Linked DNA regions of Homo sapiens: region 1 is linked to region 2. A link is a loop called in an ENCODE intact Hi-C map of the cell type or tissue named here. Cell type or tissue: chondrocyte. All regions are shown on one strand. Links, peaks and the distances in the headings refer to the core of each region. The heading gives the core; the rest is flanking DNA.

Region 1 (16,579 bases), core at 5,822-13,821, 640 kb before region 2:
TCTTTGACAAACCTGACAAAAACAAGCAATGGGGAAAGGATTCCCTATTTAATAAACGGTGTTGGGAAAACTGGCTAGCCATATGCAGAAAGCTGAAAATGGATCCCTTCCTTACACCTTATACAAAAATTTACTCAAGATGGATTAAAGACTTAAACGTAAGACCTAAAACCATAAAAACCCTAGAAGAAAACCTAGGCAATACCATTCAGGATATAGGCATGGGCAAAGACTTCATGACTAAAACACCAAAAGCAATGGCAACAAAAGCCAGAATAGACAAATCGGATCTGACTAAACTAAAGAGCTTCTGCACAGCAAAAGAAACTATCATCAGAGTGAATAGGCAACCTACAGAATGGGAGAAAATTTTTGCAATCTATCCATTTGGCAATGATTTCTTGAATATAGCATCAAAAGCACAGGCAATAAAAGCAAAAATAGGCAAGTTGGACTACATCAAACTAAAGAGCCTCTGTACAGCAAGGAAACAAAGTGAAAAGGCAGCCTATGAAATGGAAGAACATATTTGCAAATAATATATGTGATAAGTGGTTAATATCCAAAAATATAAGGAACTCCTTTAACTCACGAACAAAAAACAAATAACAAAATTTAGGCAAAGGAATTGAATGGAAATTTCTCGAAAATGACATACAAATGACCAACAAGTATATGAAAAGATGTTTAACATCACTAATCATCAGGGAAATGCAAATCAAAATCACAATGAGATATTACTTCACACTTGTTAGGATGACTGTTATCAAAAACAAAAAGATAAGTGTTGGTGAAGAAATGGAGACATTGGGATCCTTGTACACTATTGTTGGGAATGTAAAATAGTGCAGCCATTATGAAAACAGTATAGAGGTTCCTCAAAAAAATAAATATATAAATAACAAATGATCCAGCATTCCCACTTCTGGGTATTTACCAGAAGAGTTGAAATCTGGGTCTCAGATATATTAACACTCTCATGTTCAATAGCTAAGATGTGGCAACAACCTAAATGTCCTTTGACAGATGAGTGGATAAAGAAAATGTGCTATATACATACAATGAAATATTATTCAGCCATAAAAAAGGAGAACATCCTACCATATGTGACAATGTTAATGGACCTTGAAGAAATTATGCTAAGTGAAATGAAGCATAGTCACAGAAATACAACTACTACCTGATAATTCATATATAAAGTGTATAAAATAAATACATGGAAGCAGAGAGTAGAATAGTGGTTGCCAAGGGCTGGGGGAGGGGAAATGGCAAGTTGCTATTCAGTGAGCATAACGTTTCAGTCATGCAAGATGGTTAAGTTTGAAAGATCTTCACAACATTGTGTCTACAGTTAATATGGTATTGTGCATTTGAAATTGGTTAAGAGGGTAGATCTTATGTTAAGTGTTGTTACCTAAAAAAAAGTCTTTTTCAGATGATTAAAAATCAAAAAGAACCCATTGCCAGTAGACCTGCACTAAAATAAATATTTAAATTCCTCAAGCAAAAGGAAAGTGAGGAAAGTGATAGGAAATGGAAATCTGGATCTATAAAAAGAAGTGAAGAATGCCGAAGATGGAAAACATGGGGGCTAAAAAAGATATCTTTTCTCATATTTTAAAATGTCCTATAGGCCAGGCGTGGTGGCTTACGCCTGTAATGCCAGCACTTTGGGAGGCCAAGGCGGGCGGATTATGAGTTCAGGAGATCGAGACCATCCTGGCTAATACGGTGAAACCCCGTCTCTACTAAAAACACAAAAAAATTAGCCGGGCGTGGTAGCGGGCACCTGTAGTCTCAGCTACTCGGGAGGCTGAGGCAGGAGAATGGTGTGAACACGGGAGGCAGAGCTTGCAGTGAGCCGAGATTGCACCACTGTACTCCAGCCTGGGCCACAGAGTGACTCCCTCTCAAAAAAAAAAAAAAAAAAAAAAAAAAATTCGTATAAAGACTACTGACTGTTTAAAGCAAAAATAAAAACAATGTATCATGAAGTTTATAAAATATGTAGCAGTAAAATATATGACAGCAATAACACAGAGGACAGAAGGCATGGATGAAGGTATAGCGTTGTATGTTTCTTATGTTACAGAGGAAGAGGAACGATACTATGGGAAGGTAGACTGTGAAAAACTAAAGATAGATACTGTAAACCCTAGAGCAACTCCTTAAAAGAAAGAGAAATAATAATCCAATGACGGAAATAAAATGGAATTATAAAAAATATTCAATTAACTCAAAGGGAAAAGAGCAAAAACGGAGCAAAGAATAGATGGGACAAATAGAAGCTGGTAGTAAGATGGCAAATTTAAACTAAGGAACGCAGTTCAAAGCCAGAAATTGTAAGATTGGATTAAAAAAAGCAAGTCTCAACTATAAGCTATATTCAAGAAACTATATATACACACATATATATATGAAACCATGTATATACATATATATGTATATATGATTTATTGAGTGATACTGATAGGTTAAAAGTGGTGGAAAAAGAAATACCACACAAACACTTATTAAAAGAAAGCTAGAATGGCTATATTCATGTTAGACAATGTAGATTCAGAACCAGGACTATTTGCAGAGATAAAGAGGGACATTTTATAGTGATAAAGGGGTGAATTCATCAAGAAGACAAAAGAATGCAATACATGAAGCAATATTTGATAGAACTGAAAGGAGAAATAGGCAAGTACACAATTAGAGTTGGAAACCTCATTATTATTCTCCCCAATAACTGATGAATGAAATAGAAGACAACCATAGTGCAATAGAAGACTCAAAGAACACTATCAACCAGCATGACCTCATTGATATTTATAGAACATTCCATACAGTAAGAGCATAATACACATTTTATTCATGTCTACATAGAACATACGCCGAGATAGACCATATACCAGGCCATAAAATTAGTTGCAATACATTTAAAATATTTAAATCATACACAATATGTTCTTTGTCTACAACAGAAATAATAACATAAATATTTCCAGAAAATCCCCAAATATTTGGAAATTATCACACTGTTAAATAGCTCATGGTCAAAAACAAATAAAAATATATAAAAATACTTTGAATGGAATTAAAATGAAAATGCACATGTTAAAATCTGTGAGATGCAAGCCGGGCATGGTGATGAGTGTCTATATAGTCCTAGCTACTCAGGAGACTGAGGCAGGAAGATCACCCGGGCCCAGGAGTTTGAGTTCAGTCTGGGCAACATAGTGAGAATCTGCCCCCCACAAAAGTAAATAAATAAATAAATAAAAAATTTAAAAAAAAAAGTCATTTTAAGAGGCAGCTAAAATAGTGCTTACAGAAAAATTTGTTGCCTTGAATTATCATAATAGAAAATAAAAAATATTTTGGCCAGGTGTGGTGGCTGACGCCTGTAATCCCAGCACTTTGGGAGGCTGAAGCAGGTGGATCACCTGAGGCCAGGAGTTCGAGACCAGCCTGGCCAACATGGTGAAACCCTGTCTCTAGTAAAAACACAAAAAAATTAGCTGGGCATGGTGGCACACACGCCTGTAATCCCAGCTACTCGGGAGGCTGAGGCAGGAAAATTGCTTGAACCTGGGAGGCGGAGGCTGCAGTGAGCCGAGATCATGCCATTGTACTCCAGCCTGGGCAACAAGAGGAAAACTGTCTCAAAAAGAAAAAAAAGGAAAGAAAAAAATTTTAAGTTAATAATCTTATTTTTCACCTTACAAAACCACAAAAAGAAGAGCAAATTAAACCTGAAGTAAGCAGAAGGAAGGAAATAATAAAAGATAAGAGTATAAGCCAAAGATGCAGGAAACAGAAAAGCAGTACAGAAAAACCAATGAAACCAAGAGCAGATTTGCTAAATAAATCAATAATATTGATATGCCTCTAGGTAGCCTGATATGGTGAAGGGAGCGAAGACACGAATCACCAATATCAGGAGTGAAAAAGGGGATATCACTACAGATTCTACAGATGTTAAAAAAAATCAGGAAATATTATGAACAATTTTAGGCCAATAGATTTGACAAATAAAATGAAAAATTCCTTGAAAATCACAAACTAAAAAAGCCCAAACAAGAATACATAAACTGAAGAGCCCTATATCTATTTAAAATTTCAAATCTGGGCCAGGCGCAGTGGCTCACGCCTGTAATCCCAACACTTTGGGAGGCTGAAGTGGGCGGATCACTTAAGGTCAGGAGTTCAAGACCAGCCTGGCCAACATGGTGAAACTCTGTCTCTACTAAAAATACAAAATAAAATTAGCTGTTTGTGGTGGCAGTTGCTTATAATCCCAGCTACTCGGGAGGCTGAGGTAGGAGAATCACTTGAACCCGGGAGGTGGAGGTTTCAGTGAGCCGAGATGGTGCCATTGCACTCTAGCCTGGTGACAGAGCAAGACTCCATCTCATTAAAAAAAAAAAAAAAAAAAAAATCAAATCTTTAATTTAAAACCTACCAACAAACTTCAGACCCAAAAGACCACTGGTGAATTCTATCAAATTTTTAAGGAAGAAATAATACTGATTCTACATATGTTTTTATAAAGTAGAAGAGAAATGATGCTTTCTAACACATTTTATGAATCCAGCATTTTCCTAATACTCAAACCAAAGAGAATTATTACTGGAAATTTATCAGTGTCCTGTATCAGTCCATTCTCACAATGCTATAAAGAACTATCTGAGACTAGTAATTTATAAATAAAGGAGATTTAATTGGCTCATGGTTCTGCAGGCTGTACAGGAGGCATGTTTGGGGAGGCCTCAGGAAACTTACAGTCATGGTGGAAGGTGAAGGGGAAGCAGGCATATTTCACATGGCCAGCAGGAGTCAGAGAGAGAGAGAAGGAGGAGGTGCTACACACTTTCAAACAGCCAAATCTCGTGAGAACTCTATCACAAGACAGCCCTTGGGGGATGGTACTAAACCATTAGAAACCATCCCAATGATCCAGTTACCTCCCACCAGGCCCCACGTCCAACACTGGGGATCACAGTTCAATATGAGGTTTGAGTGGGGACACAGAGCCAAACCATATCAGTCCCTTATGATGATAGATGCAAAAATCATTGACAAAAATATTAGCAAATTAAACCCAGCAATATATAAAAGAATAAACTTCATGACAAAGTGGGGTTTATTTCAGGAGTGCAATATTAATTTAACTTTTGAAAATCAAGTAATGTAATTCACCACACTAATAGACAAAAAGACAAACTATATGATCATCTCAATAGATGAAGAAAAAGCATTAGAAAAAAAACTCATTCATGATAAAAACTCTTAGCCAACTTGGAACAGAGTGGAACTTTTCAAGCTCAATAAATGGAATCTTTGAGGAACCAACAACTAACATCATGCTTATTAGTGAAAACTGTATGCTTTCTCCTTACGATTGGAAAGAAAGCAAAGATGTCTGTTCCCTCCCCTTCTACTCAGCATTATACTGGAGGTTCTTGGCAATGCAGTAAAGAAAGAAAAGGAAATAATGGAAAGGAAGAAGTAAAATGGTCTTTACAGTCACCATGATCTCGTCTGTAGAAAATCTTAAAGGACCTACAAAAAAGTGAATAGAGTTTTTCAAGATTGCACAATATAAAGCCAATATACCAAAAAAAGCAATTGTATTTCAATATACCAGCAACAAATAATTAGAAATTTAAATAACGCAATATCATTTACAATAGTGTTCAACAACATGAAATACTTAGGAATAAGTTTACTAGCCTTAGCAATATGGTGAAAAATACAAAAACTACAAAAATTAGATGGATGTGGTGGCACGAGCTTGTAATCCCAGCTACCCGGGAGGCTGAGGTGAGAGGATCACTTGAGCCCAGGAAGCAGAGGTTGCAGTGAGCCAAGATCGCCACTACACTCCAGCCTAGATGAGACAGCAAGACTCTGTTTCAAAAAAATAAATAAAAGGAGTAAGTTTACCAAGATACATGTAAGACCTTTATGTGAAAAACTCTATGCTTATGAATCATAAGACTCAATATTGTTAAGATGTCAGTTGTCCTCAAATTGTTCTATAGAATCACATAATAAGCTGATTCTTACATTATATGGAAACTCAAAGTTCTTAGAACAGACAAGACAGTGTTGAAAAAGAAAATTTAGATGGGCTTATGCTACTTGTTTTCAAGACATATTAAAAACTACAGTAATGAAGACAATATCATATTGGAATAAAGATGGACAAGCAAATTGGAAATAGATTCTTACATATGGAGTCGATTTGGGTCAAAGGTGCCAGTTCAATGGGAGAAGTGATAGTCTTTTAAGCAAATAGTATTGGAACAATTGGATAGCCATATAGAAAAAAATGAACTTTAACCCTTATGTCACACTATTCATAAAAGAAAAAAAAAAAACACAGATGATATACCCAAACATAGAGCTAAAATTGTAAAACTCTAGAATAAACTTTTGGAGAAAAATTTTATGACCTTGGATTAGGCAAAGATTTCATGGATATGACACAAAAAGTACAAACCCAAAGTACTGATGAATTAAACTATTAAAATTAAAGATTTTTGCTCTTCAAAAGACAGTGCAAAAGAAAATAAAAATGCAGTTATAGCCCAGGTAAGGGGATTGGAAAAGTATGTATCTGATAAAGGACTTGTATCCAGAATATAAAAAGGACTCTTACAACTCAGTAAGAAAAATGACCTGATTTTTATTTATTTATTTATTTTGAGACGGAGTCTCTCACTGTCGCCTGGGCTGGAGTGCAGTGGCATGATCTCGGCTCACTGCAACTTCTGCCTCCCAGATTCAAGCAATTCTCCTGCCTTGGCCTCCTGAGTAGCTGGGATTACAGGCGCCTGCCACCATGCCCAACTAATTTTTTATATTTTTAGTAGAGACGGGATTTCACCATGTTGGCCAGACTGGTCTCGAACTCCTGACCTTGTGATTCACCCGCCTTGGCCTCCCAAAGTTCTGGGATTACAGGCATGAGCCACTGCGCCCAGCCAATATTTCTTAAATAAAGAAATAATAAATATTTTGTTCAATGTTATGGCCATGTTGGCCAGGCTGGTCTCGAACTCCTGACCTCGTGATTCACCCGTCTTGGCCTCCCAAAGTGCTGGGATTATAGGTGTGAGCCACCGCGCCCGGCCCAACCTGATGTTTTTAAGTGCAAATGATCTAAACAGATACTTAGTAAAGAAAATATACAAATGACAAATAAGCACACGAAAAGATGCTCAACATTATTTAGTTTTTAGGGAAACGCAAATTAAAGCTGCAGTGAGATGCCATTACATACCCACTGGAATGGCCAAAATTATAAAGACTGGCAGTACCAAGTGTTGACAATGATGTGGAGCAGCTGGAACTTTAATTCATTGCTGGGAGGAATGCAGATATGAAACAGCCACTTTGGAAAACAGTTTGGTAGTTTCTCATATAGTTGCTTTATGACTGAACAGTCCCATTCTTGCAGATTTACCCAACAGAAATGAAAATGTGTGTCTGCAGAATGACATGCCTGAGTTTTCTTAGCAGTTTTATTTATAATAGCTTCAAGCTGGAAACAACCGAAGTACCACAAACTAGTTAATGGATACATAATAATAAATATAATGGATATATTTATTCATTGGAATACTACTCATTCAATCATATTACAGCATGGGTGAATTCAGAAATATTATGCTAGGTAAAAGCAGACACAGAAGTGTATGTTTCCATTCGCATGAAATTCTAGAAGAGGCAAGACTATCATGATAAAAAGGAGATCAGTAGTGCCTGGAGTCATGGGTGAGAGGAGAGACTGATGGTAAAAGGGTACAAGAGACTTCTAGGGGGAATGAAAATCTACTATCTTGCTTTGTCGTGGTTACAAAGTGTAAACATTTGTCAAAACTCATCAAACTTCACTCTTAAAATGCAGAATGGATAAATAATGGAATATTGACAACAACAAAAAGGTACAAACTACTGATACATGTAACAATGTGAATAAATCTCACAGACATGTTGAGTGAATGAAGCCAGACACAAGAATACATACTCTTATTCTTCTGTTTATTTGAATTTCTAGAAGCAAAAAAAATTAATCTGCATTGAAAAAATCAGAGATATGGTTGCATCTGAAGCAGGAGTGGGGAGTATTGGCTGAGAAGAGGCCTGTGGTAATTTTCTGGGATGGTGGTAATATTCTTTATGTTGACTGGAGCGTGAGTTACACAGGTATATGCATTTGCCAAGACTCATTGAACTGTACACTCAAGATCTGTGAATTTCATTATGAAACCTGTGAATTTTCACTTAAGATCTGTGAATTTATACCTCAATAAAATTTTATTTAAAATTTAAAGAAATGCTTTCATATGCACCATTTTGTTTGTCACAGTAACTTGAGAGAGAGGAATGCAGCAAAAACTCTCCCTGTTCAGAAATTCAATGTTTGAGTCAATTATATGACTTGCCTGAGATCACACATCTGGGATAAGAATTCAGTCTTTTGCTCCTGTTCCACTCTTCTTTCTATTGAATGTACTATTTAGTGGTTTAAACTGAACCATGAACACAATATATGTGGTCTTTTGTAAATAAGTGAATGGAATGTGATGTTCTATAGTCAAAGCAAACCTGTATGTTTTCTGAAGCAGTGGGACCCAAATAAAAACAGGAACATAAAAATATCCTCTGCAGTGATATCTCACATGGGCATGGCACAGTGTTTATATTGCAATCCATATCCCATCATTTACACCACCCTGTGTTAAACTGTAAAGGAAAACCACTCAGTAACAGCAATTCTGGCTGACAACTTACAATTAATCAGCAGAGTTGTTGTACATGTGAGTTTGTTATGAAGTTCAGATAGATGTGAAGCTGTTTTGTCTGAGACATCAGTCACCCGTTACTGCAGGAGTGTTAGTGCACTCAGGGTCTTCTTCCTTTCTAATGGATGTTTCTCCTAAAAGTGCAGTCATAGTGGAAGCAGTTGATTTCCTCAAGCACAAAAGCATCATTTTATCATGGAAACACTATGATATGAAATAGCTAGAACCTCCTAGTAAGTTCATAACATCCAGTTGTATGAAGTCACAAATGTCAGGGCTTTACTGTCAAAGAGGAACGGCAGATTATACGTTCATTGATCAGATCACTCAGTGTTTTTTGGTTCTGATTTCTCCATAGAGTATTTGAGAAATAGCTTTTATTGTGAATTGATTTCTAGATATTGTTACTATTAATTGGCTTCTACAAAAGTTTAGTTTGGCTTAGGTAAGTTCCAGCTTTGCCTGGTCAGCGGTTTGTTTCTAGAAAATCTTCTGATGCATGAGTCCATTCCTGCACCTTTCTACCTCTAGATGGGGCTCTTCTCATTTCATCCTGATTTCACAGTCTCCAGAAATGCCAGGGAAGAAGATGGCACAGGTGCTAATTGTCATGCTTTCTTCTTTTTATGAAGGTTCTCACATGACAAATAGTCCCTTCCTTCCCTCCTTCCTTCCCTCCTTCCTTCCCTCTGTCCTTTCCCTCCCTCCCTCCTTCCCTCCCTCCATTCCTACAAATGTTACTATCTACTCTATGCTAGGCATTGGAAATGTAAAGGTAATAACGACATAGTCTTTCTTAAGTTACATCTAACAACACAAACAGATATGTACTCAGATAATCATAACACAATGTTGGAGTGCTATGATAAAGGGCAAGGAAGATGAACTTGCAAAGTTAAGTTAGGTCTAGATCATGAAGGGGTTTGTATATCATGCTAAGGGTTTGGACTTTCTTGAGAGGGCAATAGAGAACCTCGGAGTGCTTTAGGCAGGGAGGAGTCATGATCAGAGCTGGGTGTTGGAGACATCACTCTGGCCTCAATACGAAGGATGGATTAGAGCTGTGAAGACTAGAGCCTCCTTTGCCGACTCTCTGTTTTCCTGACCTCTTCTCTCCCTTTCTCTTCTCTTTCCTTTTCTAGCTATACCCCCTTGTGCTGCTATGAGAGGTGATGTCACCTAGTCCTGCTGCTTTAAACAGGATCTGTTGAGTGATGACTCCCAATTTTATATCTCCAGCCCAGACCTCCCCTCTGACCCACTGCATCCTATATTTAAAAGCCTTCTCAGTCTTCATTTGGCTGTCTAAAACTTGTTCTTTCCCTTGTCTTTTCCAGCATAGTAAGTGTCACCATCATCCATCCCTTTAGTTATCCAAACCACTCCCCATTAGACATCCTCTTCTTTCTTCATGCCCCACACCAATCCATCACATCTGGGCTGTCTCTAAAACATATCCTGACTCCATCCACTTCTCCTCATCTCCACTATTACCTTCACCCAAGCCAACATGATCTTTCATTTGCACTATTGGAGTAGCTTTCTAACTGTGATCCCTACTTTCCTTTTGACCATACACCAACCAGAGTGATTTCTTAAACATAACTTGGATTATATCACTCCCATGCTTACAGCCTATCAGTTAGTACCCATTGCACTTTAAAAAGTTCCCAACTCCAATCTGAGAACCAAAGGCTTCTCCATTATTTGGTCTACCCATCCTCACCTAGATCGCTCTCTCTTGCTCATTACACTCCAGCCTCATTGTTCTTTCAGTCCCTCCATCACTGTGCACTAATCCTTCCCTCTTCCTGGCATGCTCTGGGCAAGGCTGGATGCTTGCTTCTCCTCCTTCAGACCTCAGCTCCCTCCTCTAGAGCCAGCCTGTCTCTGTGGGCCCTCCGTGCTCAGTTACTCTTTCTCACATCACTCTGCTTATTTTCTTCCTAGAAAACATGACAATTTATAATCATCTTAGTTGTTTTATTTTCTGGCTCTCCTACTACAGTATAAGCCCCATGACTCTAGCAACTTCTCTCTCACTCACCACAGTGTCCTCAGAACCTGAAAGAGACCGTGGTACAAAATTCACGTCATGGATGACATAGTTCATGTAGGGGCTGTGATGGTAGTTCAAATGAGTGATTATGAGGGCTTCAGTGAAATGATGTCAGGATGGGAAGCAGAGGAGGTTTCCATGAACATGTAGAAGATTGAGTCAGTAGGACCTGGTGACTGAATGAGTGTGAGGATGAGGAAAAGCAGTAAAAGGTATTTCTTGGCTAGATGCATAAGCATGCCACTGATGTGATGCGACATTCAGGGAGAGGAGCAGGATAAAGCAAGGGGGAGTGCAAGAGCAGTGAGGCTAGGGAGAGTTAAGCATGACAATAACTTGATCTGTAGAGCTGGCTAGGGTTCTAAGAACACTTTGCAAGTAGAATTAGATTGTAGATATTTTCATTTGACATCTACGTTTTTGAAATTTAGGCATATTTTAAGACATTATTTCTGAGTCTAGTTGCTTTCTCTAATTCTATTTCCAATTCTCTGTTTCCTCTCTTACCTTTAGAAAAGTGTTTGATCTGATACAATCAAATAAAATGCCGTAAAGTCAATATCACGGTTTAATGGTCTGATCAAGATTTTGCATTTTCCCCATATTTCCAATATAAAGTTGTTTGAAACATTTAAAGTCTCCTGAACCACTTGACTTTTCACATCCTAAACATACTTTGAGCCCAGTTAGTGAAATTCACTGAATCAAAGAAATGGAGAGTATTAGAGGTGGATGGGCTTCAGAGGTATATTAGTCAGTTCCCACACTGCTATAAAGAATACCTGAGACTGGGTAATTTATAAGGAAAAGACGTTTAATTGACTCACAGTTCTGCTTGGCTGGGGGGCCTTAGGAAACTTACAATCATGGTGGAACGTGAAGAGGAAGCAGGCACCTTCTTCACAAGTCAGCAGGAGAGAGAGAGAGAGAGAGAGAGCAAAAGAGCAAGGAGGTGCCACACTTAAAACCATCAGCTTAAACCATCACACTTAAAAACCATCATGATAGTGAGAACTCCCTCACTATCACGAGAATAGCATAGGGGAAACTGCCCCCATGATCCAATCACCTCCTGCCAGGTCCCTCCCTCGACACATGGGGATTAGGATTCGAGATGAGATTTGGGTGGGAACACAGAGCCAAACCATATCAAGAGGTCATTTAGTTCAGCTGAGGAGAAGAAAAGTCCCAAGTTAAATATAGCTTGCCAAGTGGCTGAACTAGGAAAAGAACTCAAGGGATATTTCATCAAATCCATTGAGCAGCACTGAATTTGAACCTCAGCTCCTGATTGCAATGGAAGAAGTCTTCAGAACGCTGGTGGTATGTTTGTGCTGCTCTTTTCTCCACACATTAGTTCAGTTGACTTTTTTTTTTTTTTTTTGAGACGGAATCTCACTCTGTCACCCAGGCTGGTGCAGTGGCACGACCTCGGCTCACTGCAAGCTCTGCCTCCCGGGTTCATGCCATTCTCCTGCCTCAGCCTCCCAAGTAGCTGGGACTGCAGGTGCCCGCCACCATGCCCAGCTAAGTTTTTTTTTTGTGTGTATTTTTAGTAGAGATGGGGTTTCACTGTGTTAGCCAGGATGGTCTCGATCTCTGACCTCGAGATCCGCCTGCCACGGCCTCCCAAAGTGCTGGGATTACGGGCGTGAGCCACCGTGCCCGGCCCAGTTCATTTGACATTTCTGACTATCACAGGCAGCACCAAACCTCATCCTTTTCCATTGCAGAGCTGTTCCAACTGCTGCCTTTGGATTTATGGAGAAATGACTGCATTTAGCAAAATATGTCTGTTTTTTTTTAATGACAGTCTTAAGTCTGACTGATTATATTTATCCCCATCTCTGTGTTCTTCTTTCTGAAATACACACCTCTCTCTTCTTTTCTTTTCTGCTTCCATTGAAGGACTTTTGGCCCAAGTGGGTGTTTGTATTCATTGCACCAGCCAGCCCAAGTAGTCTAGGGAAGGAAAAGCTGATAAAGATTTTGCATATTTGTCAGCCTTCTCAAGGTCTTCCGACAGTCTGCCGGGGGCTTCATTGTTCCTTCATGGGGTATTACTTAAGAATCTTTGTCTATACAGCGGAGTAAGCAGTGATGAGACAGATCCTAATGCAGCACAGGTGCACACCCCCTGTTTGTCTATCGTTGTGCTAACAGCAGAACCAGCCCACCCAGTATTTAAAACACTAAGCAGAACCACCCATCTGAAGGGACCATGCATTGTACAAAAAGCTGTCCTCATTCTCTAAGCTTCCAAAGAAACTGCCTTCTAAGCAAGGCACGCCCTTGGCACCTCTGCAGGTGGACAGATCTTTCCCCCATAACCCATACATAGCTCTGGCCACCCAGGACACCAAAAGAGAGAGTTCATTTTCTGTTCACAGCCCCTAAACTTTAGTCTCAGGACAGAATGGGGCCCAAAGGTCATGCAGTACAACCATTTATATTCTTGTGATCACACTGGAAGGTTCTCCATGTGTAACTTATGGATCTTGCCAAGATAGAGCCTGAGTCTGTGTCCCTATTATTTAAATGCCTTTTGAGTCAAGGAAAGGTTAACACTGGCTGTCTGGAGATAAGTCCAAGTTATAACTGGCATTCAGTGTCTACATAATTTACTCCAGCATGTATTTATAGACTTATCTGCTTCTGCTTCTCAATCCAATTTCTGTATTTTAGCAAAATAATATTATTTTTCTCTCAAATTCACCTTGTGCGTTTCCATTTCTAAAAACTTCTTTCTCCAGGCACATGTTATTTCCTTCCATCTATATTTCTCACATTCCTGCAATCTGTCAATCAAAATTATATCCATCCCTAAGATCTGATTCAAATCACGCCTTCTCCAGAAAGGCTTTCCTGATCGTTCTAGCTAAAAGGCCTCTCTCCTTCCTCGAAACTCTGATATCTCAGTTTGTCTGTCTGTTATCACCTTACCTTATAGCTTAGTTATTGTATACTCACCTTCCCTACCTCCTGCTTTAGTTAGACTGTAAACTCTCTGAGGACAGGGTCATTCTTTTTAATCTCTGTATCCCCCACAGCCTCTAAGACAGCCTTTTGCACTTAATAGGAGCTCAACAAACATCTGTTGGGAAATGAATGAGAATCACATAATGAGTAGTTAAGGAAACATGAAATGAGTAGTTAAGGAATTTTAGAATCCTGAAAAACTCAGCTGGTGACTGGGTCCCGAGTAAAAGAGAAGAGCATGAGCAGGAAGTGAGCTGGTTTGATCCCTCTTTGGAGGCAGCCAGCTGCAGCCCCAAAGAAATCTATTTCGTTTAAAAAAACAAAAACAGCAAACAAAGTTGGCAGAGGAAGTGATGACGTCAACATTCCGTTTCTGCACAGATGTATCACTCAATTAAACTCAATAGCTCAAACACCAAATTACTACATCTTCACCCCTCATCCTCCACCTAGCTTTCTCAAAACACACACACTCATGCCTAGGGGACAGACAGCAAATATGTTTTAGAATTTTGGTAGGTATTCTTGGTAGGGCAGAAAGTGTCATCCAGAATTCTCTCCTCAGGTACTATATGCTGGGAAAATGGGGATAGCAATATGTGTGTGCAGTGTTTCAGTTCTTTTTTGGTAAAGGCCAAGATTGTAGATAAAAATTCATTTTAGTTGGATTTCTGCCATTACTGGTATCAAAAATAACTCCATTTTAGTGATGCTGAAAAGTACTGAGCAGGTGGCTGGAAACCTGGCACACTGTCCCAGAGATCCTGGCAGCAAACTCTGAGAGTGCACAGGGACATTGGATAGCTAGACAGGGCATGGCCCGAGCAGGGTTGGCTTTGACTGGGGCTACATGCAATCAGTGTAGGTCAGAAGGAAGGAGAGAAAATTTATGTCACAACAAGATGTCACCTACACAGTTGAGGAGCTGGTCATTGCATGTCCAGAGTTCACACCTCCATTGCTGAGTCAGTATTGAGAGTCAGGTTGCTTTGTTTTGTCTTGTTTTTGTGTGTTTTTTTTTGTTTTCACAGCCTTTTTGAGGTGTCATTTATATACCTTATACCCATTGCAAGTATACAACTTAATGATTTTTAATAAAGGTATAGAGTTGTATGACCATCATCACAATCCAGTTTTATTACATTGTCATAATCCTAAACATTTTATTAAGCTCATTTGCAGCCCAAACCAACTTCTACCCCACCTCCCCAGGATAATCATTAATCTGCTTTCTGTCTCTATAATTTGCCTCTTCTGGACACTTACTATAAACGAAATCATCTAATATATACTCTTTGCATCTCTCTTCCTTTTTTTTTTTTGAGACAGAGTTTCGCTCTGTCGCCCAGGCTGCAGTGCAGTGGCACGATCTCGGCTCACTGCAAGCCCCACCTCCTGGATTTACACCATTCTCCTGCCTCAGCCTCCAGAGTAGCTGGGACTGCAGGCGCCCGCCACCACGCCTGGCTAATTTTTTGGTATTTTTTTTTAGTAGAGACTGGGTTCACCGTGTTAGCCAGGATGGTCTTGATCTCATGACCTCGTGATCCGCCTGCCTCAGCCTCCCAAAGTGCTGAGATTACAGGCGTGAGCCACTGCGCCTGGCCTACATCTGTCTTTTTTAGGCATACTTTTTATTAGGTTCATTCATGTTGTAATATGTACCAGTATTTTACTCCTTCGTATTGCTGAGTAGTATTCCATTGAATGAGTATACCATATTGGGTTTATCCACTCACCAACTGGTAGACATTTGGATTTTTTCCAGGTTTTGGCTAGTACAAATAATGCTGCTATGCACATTCAATTATGAGTCATTGTATGGAGATGTTTTCATTTCTCTTGGATAGATTCCTCAGAGTGAAGCCACTGAGTCTTGGGTAAGTTTTTGTTTAACTTAAGAAAGAACCAAAGAATTTTCCAAAGTAGCTGTACCATTTTCATTTCTTCCAGGAACATGCAAGCATTCCAGTTTCTCCACACCCTCACTAATACTTAGTATTACCTGTCTTTGAATATAGCACTCTACTGAGCATATAAGAGTATCACATTATGTTTTTTTTTTTGAGATAGAGTCTCGTTCTGTCCCCCAGGCTGGAGTGCAGTGGTGCGATCTCAGCTCACTGCAAGCTCCGCCTCCCGGGCTCATGCCATTCTCCTGCCTTAGCCTCCCGAGTAGCTGGGACTACAGGCACCTGCCACCACACCCGGCTAATTTTTTGTATTTTTAGTAGAGACGGGGTTTCACCATGTTAGCCAGGATGGTCTCGATCTCCTGACCTCATGATCCACCTGCCTTGACCTCCCAAAGTGCTGGGATTACAGGCGTGAGCCACCGCGCCCAACCCACATTATGATTTTAGTTTGCATTTCCTTATGACTAATGATGCTGGGTGCCTTTTCATGTGTTTATTTGCTATTAATATGTCTTCTTTGGTGAAATATTTATTCAAGTCTTCTATCATTTTTTAATCAGTTGTAATTAAAATTACTATAATTACTGAATTGTAAAGCTACCTTTTATATTCTGGATACTAGACCTTTATTAGATATATGTTTTGCAAATATTTCATCCCAGTTTGTGCTGGTCTTTTAATTTTATTAGGGTTATTTTTTGAAGCACAAAGGTTTTTAAATTTAATAAGGTGCAATTTACCAATTGTTTCTTTTATGGATCCTTCTGGAGTCATAAAGATTTGCAGAAGATTTCTCAAAAATATTTTTCTCCTATATTTTCATT
Region 2 (16,579 bases), core at 5,305-13,304:
TGCAGAATGGAGGCATTGGCAGAGGCTCCCTCTGCAGCCTCTAGGGGAAGATCCTTCCTGGCCTCTTTCTAGCTTCTGGTCATTGCTGGGAATCCTTGGCAGGAACATTGCTCCAACCTGTGCCTCCGTCTCTGTCATCACATGGTGCTTCCTGTGTCCCTCTTATAGGGATACCACTCACTGGCCAGGCACAGTGGCTCACACCTGTAACCCCAGCACTTTGGGAGGCCAAGGTAGACAGATCACTTGAGGTCAAGAGTTCAAGACCAGCCTGGCCAACATGGTGAAACCCTGTCACTACTAAAAATACAAAAATTAGCCGGGCGTGGTGGCAGGTGCCTGTAATCCCAGCTACTAGGGTGGCTGAGGCAGAAGAATCACCTGAACCTAGCAGGTGGAGGTTGCACTGAGCCAAGATCGCACCACTGCACTCCAGCCTGGGTGACAGCAAGACTGTCTCAAAAGAGTAAAATAAATAAAAAATAAATAAATAAATAAATATATCAGCACACACTCGTGATTTTGTAAATATAAACACAAATAAACAGAACAACAGAGATACAGATATGTGTCCATGCCTGGGTTGACATATATCTATTTCTTAGTTCTATTCTCTGAGAGGACCTAGAAGCAATGACACCCCAGTAGCAATGAACGCACCTAGCACCTAGATCTTGGTTTCTAAACACCATGCTCCAGCAAAAAGAAGCAGAGCTCCTTAGAGAAGTGATTGATTCAGGCCTGGGGCAGGAGAAACATAACACGACCCGGAGCATCTTGTGCCAGAAAGTAAGGAAGAGCTCCAGAAAAGACAGGAATACACCAAAGGGCACAGAAGCCCATCTGAAAGTGCTCCCTAGAGCTTCCCATGGCCAAGGCTGCAGCAAGTTGAACAACAAAATAAATATCTATTGTGCTGTTCCTGTAACTCTAACCTATAGGATAAAATATATATCCTGATATTTATTATATATCCTATATCCATACATTTATACTTTTTATCTGTGAAGTAAATAAATATCCATGAGTCTGTAATGATAAAAATAACTAATTGAATAAATAAGTGGGACAGAAGAAATAGCTCTTCCTTCTTGGAGAATTCCAATTAATAAATGCAGAAGAAATGAGGGAAACAGAAAATTACCATTAGGCAAACACCACAATTATAAGAGCTGCAAGCAAAAACCCCTGATGGATGCTAAAATTAGTGAGCAAAGGTTTGAGAAAAAACCAGGACAGTTTCAAAGTGCCTGCCCTCAAGACATTAATGGTGTATTAATTATAATTAATATAATTATAAATATTATTAATTATGATTAATATAACTATAAATATTATTAATTATAAAGAAAAAGGGGCCACTTTATATACGGGAGATACCTGGCAGACATCACCTTCTCCAAGTGAGCAGGGCATCATCACCAGTAATAAGACACACAGACATCACATTCCCCTTGATGCCACACACCTAGAAGGACACGTCACCATGCCACAGTGGTCTCTCCAAAGACAAAGAACCTCAGTCTAACCATGAGAAAATGCCAGACAGAGCCAGAGTGAAAAACCGTCCTGCAGAGTGACCGAGCAGCACTCCTCACCACTGTCAAGGTCATGAAAGATCTGGAGAAACTAAGGAACTGTCGCAGGACGGAGGAGCCTAAGGAGACAGGACAACTCAACGCAATGGAGGCTCCTGGTACAGAAAAAGGGCGCTCGTGGGAACAGTGAAATCTAAATAAAATCTATTGTTAATAACGCTATTCCAATGTTAACTTCTTGGTTTTGACAGTTGTCCTATGATTATGTAGGATGTTAACAACAACCCAAAAAAGCAAAAGCAAGAGCACATATGCACAGGTGCAGCACGCACACAGGGAGATACGCACCGCAGGCACCCGGGGGCAGGGATGCGGGGCACCAGGAGTAAGAGCATGGCGCAGGGGGCAGGGGCGAGCAGGGAGGGAACGTGGCCTTTTGCTGTCTCAGGCGGCTTGCTGAGCCTCGGATCGGATTTTCACAAAAGGATTACTAGATTAGATTTTTTACCACAGGCAGCTGTCCCTGTCAAATAAATAATCATCGCCTTACATTTATATATCACCTTTCATCCCACAGCCCTTGTCCCACATCTAGGGCCAGCCTGGGAATGGTTTCAGCCCTTCTCAGGGAAGGGAGGAGGCGAGAGGCGAGGAGGGGGCCCACACAGAGGGGCCAACGTGAGCCCCATTCAGTTTCCAAGGAAAGGAGGAGGGGTCCCCAGACAGAGAAAAAGGGGAAACTCAGTTGCCAAGTGGGAAGCCCAGTGGTGTGGCTGGGTGGGGACACTCCATGGTAAAATAAAGGCTGCAGTGAGGGAGGACAGCAGGCAGCGGGCTCCCTGGAGGGCATCTGGGCCCAGCAGCGTCACCCCAGCAGCAGTCAGGCAGAGCGGTGACAATCTCAGTCTGTGTGACACTGGGCAGCTTCCTTAACCTCTCTGTGCCTTGGTCTCCTCCTCCATAGAAGGCACCTGTCACACAGGATTCCTGTGAGCACCTGGCCATGGTAAGACACTTAGCGCAATGCCTGACACCAAGCCTTGCTATGCACCTGCTGGCCACATGGGAAAGCGCCAGACAGAGGAAGTCGGCTTCCGGGCACAGGAGAAACTTATAGGGACAACTTGGGATGGGGTCCTTGCATCCAAGTCTGAGGTGGCTGCCACTGGGAGGAGGTGACTTGTTCTGATGTGGGGCTATTCCTGCAAAGGGGAAAAGCAAGAGCAGCCCACAGAACAGGTCTGGGCCAGGCTTGGTGGGTGGGGACTAAGCATGGGTGGCCCCAACTCAGAGAAAAGCCTTTAGACCAGCGGCCTTGCATTTCCCCAGCAGCTAAGATACAACACAGAGGCCGCGCAGCCCAGCCTCTGGGGTGCCACCATCTAGGACTTGGAGAGACACGTGCACACCGAGGAGTCAGGGCAAAACACAAGCGCAGCTGCAGCCGAGACACAGCCAAGGGCAAATGAGGGCACGGAATGAGGGACAGGCCACTGGGTGACGGGGTCACGCACGGCCTCCTCAAAGACACAGGACTCCTGCTGGCCCTAGAAAGATGTGTGGGCCTCAGAGGAGCAGGGCCCGGGGCAGGAGGAAGGTGAGCTGGCAGAGACCAGGGCATCACCGTGCGCTGCAGAGGCCGGCCGGATAGCCATCACCACCAGGCTGGGAGACCGAGGCGAACAGGCTGGAAAAGCCACTGGGTGTCACCCTGAGTTAAGATCCCTGTGTGCTCTCACAGCATGCCACAGCTGCCTTTGTGTGGAGAGAGTTGGGGAAGCTGAGGGAGGAAGAAGGTTCTGGCACCAAGGAGCAGGTCTGAAGGGGACAGGTTAAGATTCCTTTAGACTTCCTCCTGACACGGGGTATTTGAGAGCCGACAGAGACTGTGGAAGCTGAGCTAACCCTGGGAAAGGCAAAACTCAAACCTCTCCTTTGGCGAGGACCTCAAAGCCCCGTGGTCCTCGTCAACTGAATCTCACGGCTCCCCTCTGGCCCCATGCATGGAACCCAAAAATTCCCCCTCCCTCCCCTACTATGAACCCCAACACTTCCCACAGCCCTTCCCCACCCAGCCTTCCCTTCAGCCTTCTCCAATAACCCAAAACACCCTTGGTCCTTAATCTAGACACATCCAAACGCCCTTCCACCTGGCAAGTAAAACCCCAAATCTCTCCTCAGCCTCCCACTGTCACCTCCAAACCTCCCCTGGTCCACACTCCTGAACCCACTCTTCCCCTGGGCTTTCCCAGGAACCTCACAGCATTCTGTGCCCTCCCTGAGCCTTCCCTGTGGGCCCCCACACCCCAAACATCCCTGAGTCCTCCTACCTCAAACTCCAAACTACCCTTTGACTTCCCACACCAAACTACAAATCTTCCTCATTCCAATTCCCCCAAGAAATCCTGAACTTTCCTTGGGCATTCATCATCGAACCCCAAACGCCTCCTCACCACCCCATACCAAATCTAAAAATCCCTTCAGCTGCTCCTAAGAAACCCTCTGAACTTCCCTGCAGGGACTCCTCTGCAGGCCTGGGATGCAGAGGGCAGCACTTCTCAGCTGATCCGTGGCCAGTGCCAGGCTTTCTATTTCCCGTCCATCCCGGGCCAGTGCATGATCCTACTGTGACCTGTTTCGCACCACACATGACTCTCCTCCAGATTTCAACAACACCCAAACTGGCCCGTATCTTGTTCGATGAGAGAAGTCCTTCAGTGTCGACTAAAAATCCCTACAAGTTTCCTTGGTACCAACCACCAAATTCCGAGACTCCCCTGGAGCTACCCCTGGGAAACACTAAACAACATAAAATGTCAGGGCCAGGTCAACCGCTACAGCATTACTAAATGCACGCTTTCCACTCCAGGACTTAATTCCTTACAGATAGCCCAGGTCCACGGGCCACACTCTGGGTAGTAATCTGATGATTACTTGCACCCGACTGTCCTGGTGGCTGCCCTGAGATACCCTTCCTAGGCCTAAGCAAGCAGGCTTCCCCAGGTGTGTGGATGAGCTAAGGCGATAGTGCAAAGCAAATTCTGCAGCGGGGAGAGTGGATCTGCCCAGGGACCAGCTGGAGCTGATGGTTGCCATGCTCCTGGGGAGGCCACGTGGGTGCAACGGCCTGAGCCCCTGACGGTCAGCTGCAGGGGCTAGAGAGTCACCTGCTGTGAAGGAACATAAAAGCTATCTGAGGCCAGGCACGGTGGCTCCTGCCTGTAATCCTAACACTAGGGGAGGCCGAGGGAGGTGGATCACCTGAGCTCAGGAGTTTGAGACCAGCCTGGGCAGCATGGTGAAACCCTATCTCTACCAAAAATACAAAAAAATGAGCTGGGCATAGTGGCTCACACCTGTGGTCCCAGCTACTCGGGAGGCTGAGGTGGGAGAACGACTTGAGCCTGGGAGTCACACCACTGCACCCCAGCCTGGGTGACAGAGCAAGACCCTGTCTCAAAAAAAAGAAAAAAAGGAAAAGTTATCTGAGGGGATGCAGGGAGTTGAGGGGACCCTTGAGGCTGAGCATTAGGCCAAGGGCCAGGTCAAGAAGGAGCAGAGGGCAGCGCAGCCTGAAGCGAATCCCACCATCCCCAGGCTGGCCGACTGCAAGCCCCTCCACTGCACGGCAGGGGACACTTGGGGAAGGCTGGCCACTGGCAGGGTGAGGGGAGGAGGGGGAGGGGGAGGTGTGAACAGAAAAGGGGGAAATCTAATTAGAACTGGTTCCTACTCAGCCACCTGCTGAAAACCACAGCTCACCAACACTTGGACGGAAGGATCGAGAACAACCCTGCCAAGGATTTCTCTCCATGGTCTCAGACAGAGGAAGAGAGGAAACAAGTTGAGCCTTCCCTGGACACCGCCCCCCACCAAAAGCAAAACAGCCATGAAGCTGAAACCTGAGAGGATGCCAAGGGGCAGCGGGAGGCAATTTACAGCCCAGAAAACTGAGCACTTGGGCCAGATGTGGGTTCTGGGGAGGGGCTGGGGCACAGCGTGTAGGGAGGGTGGGGGAGCAGGCCCAGAGAAACCCTCCTCAGGGCGTCCACAGCCTGTAGCCCTGGGCTCTGAGCTGGGAAGCAGGGTACAGCTTTCCGCCTGCCTGGAGAAGAACAGAGCACGGGCTGAGGGGCGGAGAACAGGGTCCAGGACCCACCCTGCCCACAGGGCTTGGAACCTTCGGCCAGCAGTCAGATAAGTGCAGGGAAAGAAAGCCAAGCAAAGGGAAGGAGGTAGATGGGGCAAAACAAAGAAGAAACAGGGTAGCCCGGATGCGATGGCTCACTTTGGGAGGCTAAGGTGGGCGAATCACTTGAGCCCACGACTTTGGGACAAGCCTGGCCAACATGACGAAACCCCATCTCTACAAAAATACAAAAAAAGGAAAAAAAAGTCCTTTTTTTTTTTTTGTATGGCGGATATGGTGGCACGTGCCTATAGTCCCAGACACCAAATACTTGGGAGTCTGAGGAGGGAGGATCACTTGAGCCCAGGAGGTGAAGGCTGCACATGACTACCCCACTGCACTCCTGCCTGGGTGACAGCACGAGGCCCTGTCTCAAAAAAAAGAAAAAAAGAAACGGGAGGAGAGAGCCCAGCGAGGAGACAGGACTGGGCAGAGCTGGGCACTGGGGCCTCTTCCCATCCCACCAATTCACCCTGGACTAGCCCCCTCCTCTAACCGACTCCGGGAGGTGGTGAATGACCCGCAGTGAGGAGACTGAGCTCGCTCTCCTTCTCAGCTGGGCCCTGCACTTCCCAGCCAGCCCCAGGGCTCTCGTCTCCCTGGCACTAAGGAGATGCCTCATTCCTAACAGGTGTGCCAGCTACACCCGCCCCAGGCAGAGGGGCCAGCCCAGGGGTGGAAAAATCACACTACCAAACCCACGGGCAGAGCCCTCCATTCCAGAACGGGCACCGCTGGGCACTGCCCCCTCACCACCCATGGACGACAAATGCAGTCCTAGGCTCCTGAAGGGAGTGCTGAGGCCCAGAGAAGGCAAGGATGGTCCTGGGGTCACACAGCCAGTGAGGGGGACAGCGGGACCCAGACACCCGACTCCTCACACGACCTTCCTCGGAGGCTCAAAGCCAGCAGCAGCCCCTGTTTAAGGAAACAAAGCTGCCCCTCTCTTGAGCTTCAAGGGGCCTGGGATAGGACGAGGGAAGGAAGTCAAGCCCCTGAAGAGCTGCATGCAGAAATCCGTGTGACAAGAGGTGGAATTATTTCCCCTAGAAAAAAAGAAAAAGCCCTCCCTTGGCAGAGCCCAGGGGTACTGGGCTGTAGGCTGATGTAACAGAGAGAGGAGAGGCCAAGAGGAAAGGAATCCCCCTTCCCTCTCAGCAAACCTACTGCCAGGAGCACAACAGGGAGGACGCAGCTGGAGCAGGGGGTGGGGGAGATGAGCCAAGCAGGATGTTGGAGCCTGGGATAGAGCCCTCCTCCATCTGGCTGGAAAGCAGAAGCCTTTGAACTGCAACCCAGGGGGTAGCACTCCCTTGGGGCCCAAATCTGGGCCTGGCATGGATGTGGGGTGCCCAGAGCAGAGTATGTATCTACAAGGGCTGTGTCAGCTGGAAAAACCCGCAGGATGTGAAGCCACATGGGAGGCAGGCAGCAGGAGGCGGGGCTCTGGGAAGGGCGAGGAGTCAGGACAGTGGCCTGGGCTCCAGGGGCAGGCACTTATGTGTTCCAGTGAGAGAGTGGTGAGGCCTGGGGCAGCCAGGAGAGCGTGGCCCGGGGAAACGTGGGCAGGGCCCAGCTGCGGGAGCTCCAGGGAAGCTGACATGCCCAAGTGGGCCCTGTGTCCACACCCCAGAGAGGGTGGGATGGGGGCGGAAGCCCAAGGCCTCAAGAACACCCATCCCAGAGAGGAGACGACAAGGAGCCCAGGAGCCATCCACTGCTGCCCCTTAGTTTGGAAGGTCCTGCCCCTGAGAAGGTCCAATTGGAAAGAGGGTCCCGGCCGCAGTCCCCTGCCTCAGTTGATCCCAGAGTAGCAGTGGTAGCTCCACAGGCCAACTGGGATTCAGATCCCACCACAAGCACACAATGCCCTTCCACACCCGAAGCCTTCACAGCAGGACTGGACGGGGCAGGGGTTCTGGCAGCTGGGACCACCTGGCGGCTCCACAGTGCACAGTGGGGGCTGTTTCTCCAGCCCTGCCTTAGAGGGGTCCCCAGCCAATGTGCCCCCCACCCCTGCCTCCAGCTGAGGGGTACACTATGGCGGGAGCGGATGGCTGCGGTCACCACCTCCTCATTCTCGCACACTCTCTCCCTCCAGCTCCTGTTTACTTACTGGCTGGGCAGGAGCTTCAGCTTCCCACGGGCACCTGAACATGTGTTCCTCTTACAGAGGGTTTGGGAACAGAATAGATTTTCTGACAGTTGCCCTGACCTCAGGCATCTGAGGGCTCCTCTCCCTCCTTCCAACCCTACTCATGCAAACCCGCTTCACGACAAAAGGAGAGCCACCCCGACTCAGAATCTAATGACAGGGTTTGGTGTCCTGTCTTTGCAATGCTGGAGGCATCCTTCACTTCTCTGAGCCTCAATTTCCTCATCTGCAAAAAAGAGGATCCCCCAGTACCTGACACAGGGGCTGTGGGGGAGATCAATGAGACAAGGCATTTGAGGAAGAGCCACGTGAACTGTAACACAAACTGTCGAGCCCCACGCAAAGGCTTAAGAATGCCCACGATGAGTGGTGCGTGACTTATCCCGGGACTCTGGAGCCAGCCTGCCTGCATTCAAGGCCCCGCTCAGCTGCACCTGATTAGGAGGGATTCAGGGCTGCCCCTCAAAGAGGAGGAAACCAATAAATGTAAGCAAAGGAGTCAGGGCATCCCTGGCTCACGAAGTGCTTCCTACATGTTTGCTGTCACTGCACGTCACTGCTGATGTGCAGCATGCCCTTGCTCTTACGCTGTTGTCCCTCCCAGGCCAGGAGCACTGTGTCCCACCACCACAGTGCCCTCAGTAACTGCACAGGCTACCAAGCTGGGGACTCCTCGGGGAGCAACAGGACTTTCCTCGGGGACACTGGGTCTCGGCTTCTGGACCCTTTAAGACACTGAAAACCCAGCCAGCACACGTGGCAAAGATTTTCCCAATGGTGGGAACTCTACTAAAAGGGTATCTCCCAACCCTGGGACTACCTGAGCTGAGACAGCCGCTTCTCAAGAATGTCACAGGAGAGTTGGACACAGGGTACGTCTGAGAGGGCTGCCTCGGCTTCATCCCAGCCTTTCCTCAGACCCATCCTGGAATCAGTGAGATGTGGAATTTGAGTCCCCATGCCATCAAGGGGCGATGGCTGATCCACCCAGACCAAAGGGCTTGACTTGAATACGATGGACCTGGGGGAGAAATTGATAGGTTTCCTGCTGCCATCTAGTGGTCAACATCAGTAAGAACAGCAACAAGCCAGAAGGCCACCAAGCAAGCCTCAGGGCCACAGCCCCTCAACCCTGCAGGCCTGGACCAGGGCTGAATGATGAGCTGGCTGAGGCAGAACCTAGCAGGAAGCAGAGGGTGTAAGAAGGAGAAAACGTGTCAAAAACCCACAGAACACCAAAAGCCTGCTGCCTATCCTCCCAGGGATTAAGGAAGGAGTGTGCCTCATACACCCCTGTAACAAATAAAAACGTGGTGGCCGGGCACAGTGGCTCGCTCCTGTAATCCCAGCACTTTGGGAGGCCAAGACAGGAGGATCACTTGATGCCAGGAGTTCCAGACCAGCCTGAGCAACACAGTGAGACCCCATCTTTACAAATCAAATTTAAAATTTAGCCAGGTGTGGTGGAGTGCATCAGTGGTACCAGCTACTCAGGAGGCCAAGGTGGGAGGATTGCTTGAGCACAGGAGGTTCGAGGCTGCAGTGAGCTCCGATCGTGACACTGCACTCTAGCTTGGGTGACAGAGCAAAACCCTGTCAATCAATCAATTAATAGTGTTGCCCCAACTCTAAAGCAATGCAGTGCCTAGGCACTGAGAAGGAACAGGCAAACAAGATGCCAGCCCTGACTGCAGGCACCTCCGAGTGGTCTCTCCCCTACTCCCCCATGTCCTCCACAGCTAGCCAGCCCCTGCGTTTGCCATGCTTTTCCCCACATTGTTCTTCTTCCTCCCTTCTATACATGGATGATGTGCCTGTACAAACGTCACTGCCTCTTCCACGCTGCACGCCATCACCCTCATCCACCCTGGACTGTGATCGCCTGACTATACGTCCACCTTCCCCAGCAGAGCTAGCCCCTGCTCTCAGCTCACAGTCACATTCACCAGCAGAGCAGCTGGCTCTCCAGGCCTGACCAAACTGGATCCCAGGGCCCCAAATGCTTCCCGCCTTCTGTCTCAGAAGTTGGGCGCCCCAAACAGCCATCGGCCATGCCACTGTCCCCAAACTTCCCTCCATCCCTCCAGAGGGCCCATCTGCCTGTGACCCAAGGCCCTCTGACCCAAGCGACCTTCCACCCCAAAGCAGCAGCCCCGAGCGGAGGCAAGCAGACCCTTGCAGATATGAGGCAGGACAGACAGAATGAGGGGAGCTGGGCTCCAGCCTTGACCATCCCCTAACTGGCTGTATGACATGACTGGCAAGTTTCTTCCCTCCTTGAACCTTCAAAGTTCCCCATTTATACAATGAATGATCATCTCGGGTCCCTTTCAGGTCAAAATCTCTATGACACTAATTCCTGCTAAAGTGCCAGTGACCTTTAATTGTGTAACTGTTCCCACAATACTCTCATCTTCGGAGAGGAGAAAGTCTCAACCCATCACCCATTCATTCACACAGTAAAAACACACTAAACACCCAAATCCTGGGAGTGGGGTGCCTGTTTTTAGCAATGCGACCTACTGAGCTCTGCTTTAGCCACAGTCCACGGCGGGAAAGGCTGACGAGGAAGGCCAAGCATCCATGCTGAGCTGACACAGGAAGCAAAGCACCAGCCTGGAGCCTGACACCCTGCAAGATCGGGACGGCAACCCTTACATTACACACCTTCTAAGGGGCTGTTCCAAGAATCAGTCCCTCACAACAGCCCTAAGCGCTGACCCTGTTTATAATCAAAGAAACTGAGACCCAGGGGGGTTCAATAACTTACCTTCACCAAAAGATGCAAAGCCAGTGTCAAGCTAGAAACTGCGCCTGGGTGGCTGTCTGGCCATTACCCCGTGCCATGGTGGGTGATCAAGAGGTGATGCTAATGCCAATTTCCTCTCCTCCCCGTCATCCATCCATTTTCACAGGACCTGTTTCTTTGGAAACCTCCACCCTCTGCACTCTGGTTTCCTTCCCCAGTCACCCCTTATTCAAGTTTGCACACCAGAGTTGAGCAGAGCCACCTGGGGAGAAAAAAACCACCTGCTCATCCAACTTCAAGCAGCATCATTTTAGGGCACTGACCTTGTTTTCTTTGGTACACTCAGCCTGCTGGTGTTGTCTGTTTTGGAGCTGCCCTTAGATGAGGGTGGGGGGAAGATGACTGCATTGGAATGAAAGGCCTGGAAGGATTCTGAATACATACCAAGGCTCTCCTGTGATTTCCCCTGGGAGGGTCCCTGGGGCTGGGAGAGGGGCATAGGAATGGGGCCTCACATTTTACTGATACTTTTATGTTATTTTATTTTTTACAGCAAAAAAAAATTATATAATAATTGAGTCTTATTTTAAAGTAAATAAACACTTTAGACAGACAGACTGCTGGCAGATGACCAAACTGTGTACTTGTAGGAAGTGCCTGGTGAGACAGACCAGGCCTCCCGGGACAGAGCCCTGAAGTGGGAGGAGAGGACCCCTCTTTTTCCGGGATGGGTGGGGCCTGTGCACGGAGGCAGATGGTGGAGTGGTTTCTGGAGCACAGGGACAAACTCTCTGCCCCCAAAATACCTCACGCATCTGCTCATTCGTGCCTGAAATTCCTTCACCGAGGGACAGTCTTTGATTCCAGTTAGAAATAGGCCTGAAACCGTAAACCCACCCAAAAGACATAAAATGGTGCCTTCAAGTCATACTCCAAGGGAGCAAGCTTGCTGGTGTTGGGGAGTGAGGCTCTTACAACGCCTCTCGAGACAATCTGGAGGAGGCAGGACCTGACCGCTTCCTAATGGCCCCAAAGGTGACGGGGAGGAGCTCTGTGGCGGCCTCAGGGTGGCGCCTGTCCTCACCCTGACCTACCTGACAGGCGGGCGGTGGGGACGATGAGGCTGAGAGCCACCGGTCCACTAGGGATGGGAGAACCTGAGCCTGGGAAGCTTCATGGGCTGGGGAGGGGTGGCGCCTTTCAGAGGAGACTGAATAGGAAAAAGTCAAATATCTGGAACCAGGGAAGTGGGAGTCGTCCACGCCAGGCTTCGCCCAACCTAGCTGGAGGCCTGCCCTGGGGCCTGGTGTTTTAAACAGGATCTAGACAAATGGGGCCACATGTTGAGAAGCATGAACAGAACAGTGGGAGAGACTCAAACCGGGTCAGGAGAAAACAGGAATGCGGGAACTGAAGGAGAATGCTCCATGTCATGGTCCATCAGGGAATGCAAATCAAAGCACAGTAAGATACCACTTCACATCTAGGATGGCCATAATTTTTTTAAAAAGGAAAATAACAAGTGTTGGCAAGGATGTGGAGAAATTGGAACCCTCATGCGTTGCCGGCAGGGATGTAAAGTGGTACAGCCGCTGTGGAAAACAGTTTGGCTGTTCCTCAAAATGTTAAAACATAGAATTACCATATGATCCAGCAATTCTTCTCCTAGGTATATGCTCAAAAGAATTGCAAACAGGTGTCCAAACAAAAGCTTGTGCATGAATGTTCATAGCAGCTCTATTTACAACAGCCCAAAGGTGGAAACAACCCAAATGTCCATCAACAGAAGAACAGAAAAACAAAATATTGCACATAGGTATAATGGAGTAGTATTCAGCCTTACAAAGAATGAAGTACTGATGCACACTACAGCATGCGTGAGCCTTGAAAATACGCTAAGTGCAGGAAGCCAGACACAGAAGGCCACATACTGTATGATTCTATTTACACGAAATGTCCAGGAGAGGCAAATCCACAGATAGAAAGCAGATCAGTGGTTGCCAGTGGTGAGAGGCCTGGGGGGTCACAGGTAAGGGGTGCAGGATTCATAGTCAGGGTGATGAAGAAGCCATGGAAGCAAGTAGTGGTGATGGTTTTACAAACACGGTGAACGTAGTAAATGCCATCGAATTACACACTTTAAAATGGTTATAATGATATATTTTGTATGTATTTTACCACAAGAAAAAAAATGTTTTTAAAAAATTGCGAGGACTTTGGGAAGGACACAATACCTGGTAACAAACACCTGAGGGCCTATCCGACGAGGGTCCAAGGACAGGACCTGTCCTGCAAGTTCCCAGAGTATGGAACCTCCCGGAAGCCAAGCTCCAGCATCACAGCACACATCACAGCCAGCATTCCCTGCACACCTGCCACGGTCAGGCCAGAAGCTTTCATCAGCATTAGAGGATTTTCTCACTTCATACCCACAACAGCCCTAGGAGGTAGATGGGACTGCCCCCAGTTTCGGGTGAAGAAAATGAGGCTGGAGAAGGTAGGTAACTGGCCCACAGGCATCCAGTAAGTGCAGGGGCTGAGATCCTAATGGGAGCACCTGTGCAACTGGCTGCTGCTGTACGCCACCATCAGCGCAGAGAACGTGGGCCGCAGCTTCGGCATGTCCAGGCTCAACCAAGTCCCACTGTCGCTTGCTTGCATGTGACCTCTGGCTATTTACTCAACCACGCGGTGCCTGGGTAAAAACTGCAATTAACACCACCAACCTCGAAGGCCGGCTGGGACAATGAAATGAGATGACTGTGCCCAGCAGCTCCTGGCACGTAAAGGGCTCCATAAACATCCGGTTTCTTTTTTTTTTTCCCCAAAAGTGGAGAAAATGACAAAGATGGAGGAGACTGTCTCAGCAGGTAGAGCGTGTGTACCCCGTCAAAGGAGGCGAGGAGATGCAGCACAGCAAAGAGCCGCTCAGCAAAAACAAATACCACACGGGCACTGGCCCCAACGACCTTGAAGGTTCTGCCCTTGAAATCCGATGCGGCTACAACGTAAGACCCCTTCCCGAGAGTGGGCTTTGCTAGAAGCAAGAAGGGAGTGATCCAAGAGCACTGGGATCCTAAAGGAATCAAGGTCGCCACAAAAAAAGAAAATGTGCAAAGAAACAGAAGGCTGGAAAACAGCAAAAATAAAGTTTGCCGGTAAAAATAGAAGTAACTCACATTTTTAGAGCACGGCCGTGTGTGCCAGACACTCTGCTAAGCGTTTTGTGTAGGTTATCTCACTGACTCTGCACATCTCTGTGGGCCGGTACTATTATTATCCCCATCTCACTGGTGAGGCAGCAGAAGCCGAAAGAGGTTCAGGAGCTTGCCCGAGGTCACGCAGTTAGGAAGGGCCCACTCTGCCACCCTGCCCCAGGCCAGTCCCGAGAAGCCCTATCACCTGGATGCAGTCACCTGACTTTGGGGTGTTGCCTCCAGACACCATCTGCCCAGCTCCCACCCTCTGCTGTCCGTCACACCTGGAGATGCCTTTCCAGAGCAGAAAATCAGCCCCAAGCAGCAGCAAACCTCTCCCTGCCTTGCTGTGGCCAGCAAGCGGAAAGCTAGTAGCTGACGCGAACAAGAAAACATGAGAGGATCAAGTAAACATTTGGGGAAATGTTGTTAAATAGAGGGGGAAAAATGGGGAACTTCCGTTTTCACCAGCTCGATCAGCTTTAGGGCGAAACCGCAGGCTGCTTCAAGCGGCTGCCAAATGCCCAGCCAGATCCTGCCAGTGCGCTGGCACTGAGGGCAGGAGGAATCAGGTTTCCCAGGCTGGTGGGGCAGGGCTGGCCACCGGGGGAAGCGGAAGTAGAAGGGAAGCGACCCTCTGGCCACCCCAACAGCACTATCCTGGAGAGGGCCAAAGAGGCGGTACAGCCGCCCAGAGACCTTCCCAAGTTGCCAAGTTTGTCCCACACATCGGTGATCCACGCAAGAAAGAGGATGCAGGGAGGGATCAAAGAAGACCCAGGGGCCTGGGCACCTCCAAGTACACCTGATATCTGAATGCACAGAGGGCATGGAGGGGTTGGTCAGGGATGAACAATAAACAGGGTTCTACCTCTGCCAGGCTCCCGTCACTGCTTCCCCGAGGGACAGCTGGCCCCAGGGACGCCACTCCACACGGCAGGAACCGTTCATCCTACCCTTGAGCTGCCCAGCAAGGGAATTATGAAGATGAAAAAGGCAAATGCTGAAAGGAAGCTGAGCTCTTAATTTTTGCTTAAGCTAACATTCAAGGGCTTACAATGTATCAGACACTAGGCCAAGTCCTATACATGGATTATCTCATTTAATGTTCTTAACAGCCCTACAAGGTAGTTACCACCAACATCACCATTTCATAAGTGGACAAATTGAGTGCCAAAGAGTTAAGGGATACATGTGATGACGAGCTTGTGTGTGGTGGAATTAGGATGCAAACCCATGTGGTCTGACCTCACAACCCACACTCCTAACCAACATCCTTTACCACTTCCTGAAACAGACTCTCAGGAGGTAGTAGAAGGAACTATTAATCTTAGCTCCTAACCTTTGAGCATTTACAGCTTCATAAAGGGGATGGATAGACGGATCCAATGCATAGAAAAACTACCTCGGAAAACACATGTCACATTACTAACACGTGCATCCATTTCGGTTGTGCAAAGTCCTGTGGGTGGGTGTGCAGGCAGTGGGGAGCCACTGGAGTGACTGGAGAGGAGAAGAGTGGGCACTCGATTTTAAAATACGATGCTGCACAATAGCCAAAAGGTAGAAACACCCAAATGTCCATCACTGGGTAAAAGGGCAAAAAAATGTGGCATATACACACAATGGAATATTACTCAGCCATAAAAAGGGAGGAAATCTGACACAGGCTACAGCATGGATGAACCTTGAGGGTACAATGCTAAGTGAAGTAAGCCAGTCACGAAAGGTTCAATATTGCATGATTCCACTTACATGAGGTACCTGGAATAATCCAATTCATAGCCAGAAAATGGATGATGATAACCAGGGGCTGGAAGTAGGGGGAGAATGGGAAGTTATCATCTAATGGGTGCACAGTGTCAGTGTGGGATGATGAAAAAGTTGTGAAAAGAGATAGTGTGATGATTGCACAATAATGTATATGTACTTAATGTCAGTTAAAAATGGTTGAAATGGTCAATTTTATGTTGCGTATATTTCACAATAAAAAATTCCAAAATATAATGATGGTGATGTGATGAGGTGCTGAATCTCAAAGTGTTTAGTCTTTCCTTTTAGTGAGGAACAGAGTGGTTACCCAGGCAGCCTCGTGCAGAGTGCAGGGGTGCCTGACTCACCATAAAGCCAGGAAGGTATTTCTTGGGGGGCTATGGGTAATTCAGCCTTTCGTGGGGCTTTTGTTGGGGCAGGGGTTGAGACAGGGTCTCACTATGTTGCCCAGGCTGGTCTTGAACTTCTGGGCTCAAGCAATCCTCCTGCCTTGGCTTCCTGGGTAGCTGGGACTACAGCTGCACCACCACGCCCAGCCTCCTTTTGTGTGTAAGGCCCCCTTGAAGACACTCTGAAATCACGCCTTCTGTGTTTTGAAAGTTCATTTCCCACTGAGCTTGAATATCCAAGAAAGTCAGTGAGATTAGCCATTTTGTGTTTGCAGGCCCAAAAGGAGGGCATCCTACAGGTGGAGCTGGAGAAAAAGTGGTCAGGGCCCTGGATCTATGAGATAATGGACACTGAACCACATCCCTGGCTCAGTCTGCCACCCCAAACAACTTGAGAACAGAGACAAGAATGGGAAAAACCTCTCTGCCAAAAATAACAATATTGTAATATCGGTAGTACCATCATGCACCACATAACAATGCTTCAGCCAATGACGGACCACACATACGACAGTGGTCCCCTAAGATTACAACGGAGCTGAAAAATTCCTACCGCCCAGTGACATCATAGGTGTCGTAATCCAACAAC

Evidence for each region. Hi-C counts contacts between places; a loop is a spot of excess contacts. Peaks named below come from ENCODE experiments on the same cell type or tissue, not always from the same donor. Only the 100,000 strongest peaks of a DNase experiment are listed, where the experiment ranks them.
Region 1: a loop joins it to region 2, with 2.8 times the contacts of the local background. A loop is called at or near these places in 3 of 110 quality-filtered maps.

What each region holds. Positions count from the first base shown.
Region 1 is chr12:3,770,150-3,786,728 of GRCh38, reverse strand. No RefSeq gene overlaps it. Among named protein-coding and RNA genes, the nearest start is that of CRACR2A, 25 kb to the right of the region's middle. In chondrocyte, for the core only: CTCF peaks have their summits at 9,126 and 9,326 (motif pointing right); no DNase peak of the experiment used is centred there.
Region 2 is chr12:3,128,004-3,144,582 of GRCh38, reverse strand. All of the region lies in intron 2 of TSPAN9 (tetraspanin 9), which reads right to left. Among named protein-coding and RNA genes, the nearest start is that of TSPAN9-IT1, 14 kb to the left of the region's middle. RefSeq lists enhancers at 7,013-7,863, 7,925-8,424, 8,425-8,926, 11,186-11,480. In chondrocyte, for the core only: a CTCF peak has its summit at 8,934 (motif pointing left); DNase peaks (open chromatin) are centred at 5,562, 7,292, 9,702, 11,752 and 1 weaker place.